Regions from separate parts of the Mus musculus genome. Here region 1 is linked to region 2. Evidence: chromatin contacts called from ENCODE Hi-C or POLR2A ChIA-PET data. All regions are on one chromosome and are shown on one strand. The core of a region is the stretch at or near the end of the contact, and the rest is flanking DNA. Distances in the headings are between cores, read along the strand shown. Region 1 holds the start of Tle3 (transducin-like enhancer of split 3). Region 2 holds the start of B930092H01Rik (RIKEN cDNA B930092H01 gene).

The links. Hi-C counts contacts between places; a loop is a spot of excess contacts on that map. ChIA-PET counts read pairs that join two places held with the same protein, here RNA polymerase II (POLR2A).
Region 1: POLR2A ChIA-PET joins it to region 2 with 94 read pairs in embryonic stem cell. The contact joins the promoter of Tle3 here to the promoter of B930092H01Rik in region 2. A Hi-C loop is called at or near these places in 9 of 37 maps with a recorded cell type or tissue (Patski, heart, left cerebral cortex and 1 more). POLR2A ChIA-PET finds 5 or more read pairs at or near these places in 4 of 5 experiments (Patski and embryonic stem cell).

The regions. Positions count from the first base shown.
Region 1 is chr9:61,370,318-61,373,987 of GRCm38, reverse strand. Tle3 (transducin-like enhancer of split 3) reads right to left here and starts at 1,622. Exons shown (of 20, transcript NM_009389.2): 1 at 527-1,622; 2 at 1-35. The coding sequence starts at 550. Gm34157 (a long non-coding RNA gene) reads left to right here and starts at 3,498. Exons shown (of 3, transcript XR_379512.3): 1 at 3,498-3,604.
Region 2 is chr9:61,291,661-61,295,532 of GRCm38, reverse strand. It overlaps B930092H01Rik (RIKEN cDNA B930092H01 gene), which reads left to right and starts at 1,724. Exons shown (of 5, transcript NR_045334.1): 1 at 1,724-1,765; 2 at 2,774-2,839.

The sequences.
Region 1 (3,670 bases), core at 373-2,872, 79 kb before region 2:
AATTTAAATCCCGGCTGCCCGGGTTGATGGGGTGCCTGGAGCCCACAAGGACAACATAGGGGAGAGGAGTGGGCACATCAGAAGGGCTCCACGCGGCCCCGTGCCTCCTCTGGGTCCCTGGCCCCCTCCCCGCCGGGAGCCTCCGGCAAGGCCACCACCCCACAGCCCAGAACCTTCCCAGCAAGTTTTTCAACGCTCTCCCGACGGGGCCCGGAAGCGGGCATCCCGACCACCCCCAAAGCCAAAAGGGCTCTGGCGGCCAAGTGCCGAGAGCGCGAGTTGGAAGACTTAGGAGAGGGGCCGGGGCGGAAGCCAGCGTCCCCCTCCAACGCAGGCCGCCCGGGCCACTCGAGCGCAATTACCCTTGGCTCTCTACGGCGCCCCCACCCACCCAGCCCCTTTGTGTGAGCGCACACACGCGCGCGCACCATAAAGGTAGCAACAAGCAAAATGGAGGTGCTAGATAAACTGCCTCGTTTACCCTGCCATGATAGATGCTTAAATAAGCCTAGTTGCAATTACTCACCGGATGTCTGCCTTGCGGATACATGGCAGGGAGGGGTCGCGATTCCGAGAGCTTGGAAGCGCTGAGAGCCCGAGCCGGGGACGTGCGGGGGAGGGGGGAGGCGAGCCCGAGCGGGGGGCGGCCGGGGAACCGAGAGCTCGCCCCCGGCCCCCCCAGCCCGCTCTCGCAGCGAAATCCCAGAGTCGGGCGTGCGCCCCAAGTGCAGACAAAGAGCGGCGGAGCGAGCGGCAAAGTCGTCGGCGGGCTCGCGCTTTGTGCGCCTAGGGCTCGGCCGGCTGCGGCCGGCCGCCTTCCCCCGGCTGCGTGAACAGTGTCAGAAGCCGGGTCTGCGTGGACATCATCGGCTCCCTGGCGGCTCCAGTGCGGAATCCCGAGGCCGGGGGTTTGCGGGAAGGGGGATTCTCCTGTCCCCTCACGGGTCAATCAGGACGATGAGGCTGGAGGGGGGCGCGTCTGGGCAGCCCGGAGCATCCGGGGCGCGCGGGTCAGATCCCAGAGGCGGTCGGGCCCGGAGCTCGCGGCGAGAAGAGAAAGGAAGCAGGCCACCGAGGTGACGGCTTGAGGACCGTGGGTGAGGGCTAGAGCCCAGCGAGGACGCTTCGACGCCCCCCCACCCCCCTCGGAGAGGAGAGCCTGCTGTTCCGTCTGCTCCTGCCGCCGCCGCCAGCCCTTCCCAGGGTCGAGGAGGAACTCCGGGCTCAGTCGGTGCAAATAATGAGCCGTGGCATCCTAACTCCAGCCGGCATAGGAAGCCTCGGCGAAGGGGTCCTCTGCTTTCAAGTGGATCGGCCGCGTCTCTGGCGAGGAGCGGTCTGCGTCCTGCCGCCTAGGAGCGCGCAGGCTGGAGAGCACCGGAGGGGGAGACGTAGCCCGAGCCCGGGAGCTCTGCGGCTTCTTTCCTTCCTCCCAGCCTGGCTCTCCTCTCCGCGCCCCGACAAACCCCCAAAACACACAAGCACACGCACTCAACACACACACGTACACGCACTCAAAAAAAAAAAAAAGTGCCTCGGACCTGCGGATACCACACACAGACAGGCGAAGGGGGCCGAGCACGAGGTCTGAACTGCCGCGAGAGCAGTTCCAAATAGGGACTGAAAAGTAACAAAATAATGTGGCGGCTTCGCCTAGCGTTGGCCAATGGGAGTGCGAGGCTCCCACGTGGGGCCACGGGACTCGGACTGCGACTGGGCGCCGCCAGGCGCGACGTCACAATGCCCTCTTGTGTCTAAAACTATGCATGAAAAGTAGCAATCAGGCCCTACCCGCTGGTGACTTTCGCTTGGGAGTGAAAAACAGCGCTCCTCACATCAGGAATTAACCGAAAGACATATAATAAATAGATATATATTATAGTCCTGGGCTGCTAGGTTTTTTTTCTTCTTTTTTTCCCACGATCTACTAGCAAATAATTATTTGGCGGGAGGGGAGAAGGAGAAAACGAGTAACAACAAAAGGGGGGGAAAAAAGGACAAGCTGTACAATCCTTAAAACCTGTGGCTGGTAGTAATGGATCAGTTGATTCTGCAGAGGCGGCGAACGATTGCCCCCCTCTAATCTCATTAGGGTTGCAAAGCAGCCCAATTAGATACTATAAAACAAACAGAATCACTTTGTCAGTTTAATGTTTTCACTTCAAAAGATTTAGGACCGATAAAATGCTGGCACCCAAAGTTACCTCCGACCTCTAAGACTGTTCTCCAAACTGAGTTTCTCTTTCTTTTATCCGTTTCTGCCCCCTCTCCCACCCTTGGGCGCCCCGCTTTTCTCCTTTGTTCATTCGCCCTTCTTTTCAGAAAGCCAAATAAACAGCGCCTCTGATGCAAGGCGGCTGCCGGCGAGGGGGAAGTCTGAGAACTCTGGCTTGGCGGGCCGCGCAGATGGAAGGGCCTGGCAGTCTGCGGACAACAGGCTCAGTAGTGCGGCTAGCCCCATTTGGGGCTCTTGCCCTTTGGGGACAGCTACGTCCTGGCCGCAGCCTTGCCAAGGCGGGTTCCTCAGCAGTGCTCCGGGCCCGAGATGGTGAAGAAGGGAAAGCACGGAGTTGGGGCCCTCCTGGCTACGACCCAGAGTTCCGACCCCGTTTCTTGGCCTGATGGCCTGCCTGGGCACATGCATCGGCAGCCACCCGTGGAAGAGCGACTGCGAGCCTGGAGCGTCCCTGGTCACCAGCATAGACACCCAAGGAGGCGTAGATATTCGACTCTGGGGCCCATCTGCTCGCAGACAAGGGTCACGTCAGGGCACACTGCCCACCCTAGGTCCGCCGGCCTCGGAGAACCAACGCCGAGTGGGCCGCCCAGGTGTCCTCGGGTCCCTCCCGGCTTTCCCACCAAGCTTGCACGCAAGCACACGCTCCTGGCCCGTTGCGGGCGCGCGCGAGCCGGCCGCGCGCCCCCGGAATCTATATTTTCCCCTCATTAGGAGCCTGAGTTTCGCGTTTGCATCTTAATGAGTAGCTGGGAGCGCGCGGGGACCTCCACGTGAGCGGCCGCCCCGAGATGGAGCCTCTCAGCGCCCGCTCCGGCCTCGACCACGCTCCCCTCTTCATTTATTTATTCTCCTAAATAAAAACATAAATCGTGTACGATGCGCACCGAAAAGGGGGAGGGGGCAGGGAGAAGCCTAGCTCGACAGATGCGAGCATCTGGCCAAAGCATCCATTAGTCTCAAAATGGCTCCTCTTTGGAGCTTCCCTCTCCCCTCCCCCTTCTCTGCCCTCCCCCTTACGTCACGGGTGGGCGCACCCGCTTCCTACCCGGCCCGCCCCTTTCTCGCTCCAGCCCCCACGTGGGGCGCGCCGGCCACGCCCCCGAGCAAGTCTAAAACCCAATCACAGACCAGCAAAGAGACTCTCGACTAGTAATTGGTGGAGATTCCGAGAGCTGTCAGTCCTTAGCCAGAGCTGTCAGTCAAAACCACGAGGGGTGGGGGAGCGCTGACAAATGCCGAGGCTTCTGAGCCTCCCGCTTGCAAATAGTGCTTGGAATGGCTGCTTAATTAGCTTTGAATGGCTTTTCCTTCCAGCTCAAACAATCTGTCACTACCATGTGGTATAAAGGAGCCATGCATAAAAAAGTAAGCAGAGGCTAAATATCAATTTGATTTTGTGTATCAAAGGAATATTTTATTTTTCTCCCTAGT
Region 2 (3,872 bases), core at 475-2,974:
AGGGGATAGAGCCGGTGCTTGCTAAGTGACTTGAGCACCAGAGGAGCCTCAGCCAAGCAGGGTGACCTGGTGACCTGTCTGTGAGGCAGAAGAGAACTAGATGTCCTGAAGCCAACAGAACTATAGGAACTACTTCCTGCCCAGGTCCCAGTGAAGTGATAGGAGGGGACAGGTGTGAGTAGCAGTCCCCTCAAGCCAGGGTCTGGGCCAAGTATGGGAAAGGTGTTTTCTCCCAGGGCTGACCTGGCAGCGCAGGGCTATGACTCAAGGGCCACCTTGAGAAATACTAGCTGGGTTTTTCCCAGCTTAGGGAGGTCCAGGAGCAATCCCTGGAGCACATGGCCGAGGGCCAGCTAGGCCACAGTCCCTACCCTCTGCTGCAGCGCTGAATATCATTCCCAGGGCCCACTCTGGCTATTGAAGCCTTTGCTTCCCACTTGGCTTGTCTCCCGCCTCAGCCACTGAAGTGTTCTTCCTCAGTTCTCAGCTACAGAGACGGGGACTTTCTCCCAGGAATGTGTCTGTTCCCCCCCCCCCCCCCCCCAGAATCATTCCTCTCCATCAGTTTATGGATGCTGGTCCAATGACCTGGATGCTAGACCACTGGAGGCAGAGAGTGTGGAGGCAGAGTTGCTCTCCATCGGCCAAGAGCAGCCAGGTCTGCCGCTTTCCCTCAGCTTCAGGGGAACTGCTTGGCATCTTAGGAAAGCAATGAACTGGGAATCAGGACATCTAACCCCTGGTCAGGCTTTGACCTGTTGTTCTAAGGCAGAGGAGAGCCAGACAACCTGAGGCCAACAGAACTCTATGAGCTACTCCTTGCATGGGTCCCAGTGAGATGGTAGGAGGGGACAGGTATGGGTGGCAGTCCCTTCAAGGCAGAATTTGGGAGGGGTGTTTTTTCCCAGGAGGTCCCCTTCCTCTGAATCCTAGCCATCTCTCCATACTCATCAGAAGTGTGGAGGTTTGGGGCTAGGTGTTCTCAACAGGCCCAGCTTATACAGTTTCAAAGCACCTTCCAAGAAAGAGAGCAACAGTCACCAGAGGTTAAGAACAGTACTCACTCAGAGAGGTTCAGGGCAGGAGTGTTGGCTGTGAAAGTATGAGGACCTGGGTTCGATCCCCAGCACCCTGGTAAAGGCAACTATGGTGTTACACATCTTTAATCTCAGTGCCGGGAAGATGGAGAGAAGATCCTTGGAACAGCCTAGCAGAGTTTGCAAGTTCAAGACTAGTGAGAGATCTTGATCCAAAGAACAAGGTAGAGGGGTTCCTGTGCAATGACCTCTGGCTTCCACAGAGGACATGTATACATACATATTCACATGTACTCACTCACACACATGCACACATATTCACACATCAAGCCACCCATACCCAGCAAAACCCCTATTGGGTTCAGTCTCCCATGCTGAGCCCATCCTCTTCTGAGGGACCCAGACTGTAGGTCTTCCAGAGAGTTGGTGAGTTAACCCCATGTTCTGTCTTTAGATTGGCTTCAGGAAGACTGTGGGCCAAGGCTGGCCGCCACCTCCTCCTAAACTAAAACTCAGCCGTCTGGGTCGAAAGACTACACTGTGTCCCTGGGCATGCTCCACATTTCCTCCCCAGCTGGCAGGGAGGGCACAGGCAGTTTCACACACTGAGATCTTGGCTCCCCAATGGGCAGCCTCCCTGAGGCGAGAGCCTGGCTTTCCTATTTTGGCCTAGGGCAGCCCCAGGCACAATCCACAATCGGTTCCCTGAAATGATGCTGGTGACTGAAGTGAGTGGTAGGTGGGGTCACCCCCTCTAGTCGGAATGGGTGTGCTTCTGGAACCTTCTGCTTAAATGGTTTCTGACAAAGCCTGAGAGGCAGGGGGAGGGGCCGCCTGCCTCTCCTAAACTACATTGTTCCTAATGGGCTGTGTTCTCGGCTGATGAGAGAGATGTTCAACAGAAACCTGACAGAGAAGGCTACAGACTCAGGGATGAGTGAGTAATTAGACGCTAATTAATTTGCATTTCACAAGAGAATCAGGGATGTTAAGGGAGGAAAAAAAACCCTGCAAAGATTAAAGGCCTCATGTAGAAGGAAAATCTGGGACAAAGGGCCGGTGGAGCAGCCGTAGCTGAGGGGGGGATGTCAGCGGGAACAGGTGGCCATGTGGGCATTCAATGGAGCAGGTGTGGCTGTAGCCAGGGAGGTCAGAAAGGCCTGGGTTTCCTGCAGTGCTCAGGACTGTTCCACAGACTACCCTGAGCTGCCTGCTGGGAGTGTGGCTAAGTGCTCCCCTCCCCCCAGGCTGGCCTCAAACTTCTGAGTAGCTGAGAATGGAATCAGCCTGAACTTCTAATCCTCCTGCCTCCTCCTCTTCCTCAAAGACTGAATTACAGGCATGTGCTATCATGACTGGTTTATGTAGTCCTGGGGATTGAACCCAAGGACTCATGGATAAAAGGCGAGAACTCTACTAACTGAACCACGTCCCCAGCTTTGGTGGGAGAGACAGCAAATGACATGTGTAAAAAAAAAAAAAAAGAAGTTTCTGTCTCTTAATCTTCTCTGTAAAAGATGCAAAAACGGTGGTTTTATAATTAAAGTTATTTAAATCTTATATTTTAATGGCATTTTTTTTTTTTTTTTGGAGACAGGGTCTCTTTATGCAGTCTGGCTGTCCTGGAATTCACTCTATAGTCCAGGCTAGCTTCCAACTCAGAAATCCACCAGCTCTGCCTCCCAAGGGCTGGGATTAAAGGTGTGCGCACTCACACCTGGCTCCTCTTTTAACAGGGCTGTAACAAAGAGATCAGTGCTGCCTTTGGCCTCTGGACAAGTGACTGCTTCTCAAAACAGAAGGTAGGAGGCAAGTGAGGTGGCTCAGAGGGTGGAAGAGTCACGTGTTCCACATGCCATCCAGAAACACCCTGCTCACATGTGTAGCAGGTGGGCAACCTGCAACTCTTGTGTCTTTGAATTCCTGCCCTGGCTGCTTTTGCCTCTCTGGAGCAGCCTGCACTTCATTTCAGAGCAAGACAAGGGTGTCGCAGTTATCTAGATGTTGCTGTAACAGACTATCTGAGACTGGAGAATTTATAAAGAAAAACGTTTACTTAAGTTATAATCCTGGAAGCTGGAAGCTCAGAACTGGGCAGCCACGTGCAGCTGAGCCATGTGGTGGTTGTGAGCAGACACCTGTAGAAGGGACAGAACCAATGAAGCAGACTTGCTTGCAACGGCTGGCTTTCTGGAAAATGAGTCCGGTCCAGGGAGAAAGACATTCATCTCTTTTTGACCACTCACCCCTGTCTTAAGGCTCACCTTCTAATACCTCCACAGCAACAACCACATTTCAGCATGAGGCCTTGTGCAAAAGAGCATGAGTTTGATCCCCAGAACCCCTAGAAAATAAATACACTTGTAAGCCCAGGGTTAGGGAGGCAGAGATAGGCTGACCATGGGGCCAACTGGCTAGGCAGCTTGGCTTATAAGGAGTGACATTCAAACTTAACCTCTGGCCTTAATAAACACACACATACACACACACACACACACACACACACACACTCACGGGATGGCCTGATGCTTCCTGCCACTCCCTGGCCTAATCCAATTGATTGTCTATTCACCAACTCTTTCCCATAGAACCTAGCATGGGACCCAGTTGACAGGAGACCATCCAGCCTGGGGGCAGTGATGACCACTCCAGGGGAGCTGTAGGTTTCCATGGGAACTGGGATCATCCCCATCTTGGTCTCTCTGGGTCTCAGCATGACAAGGAAGAAACACAGTGTGGTACAGGGGCCTGAAGACTTGGGTGTGGCCTTGGCCAAAACTCTAGAACACTGTGTGTCTTTTGGTGTCTCTGAGCCATATTAAAATGGGCTAGCCT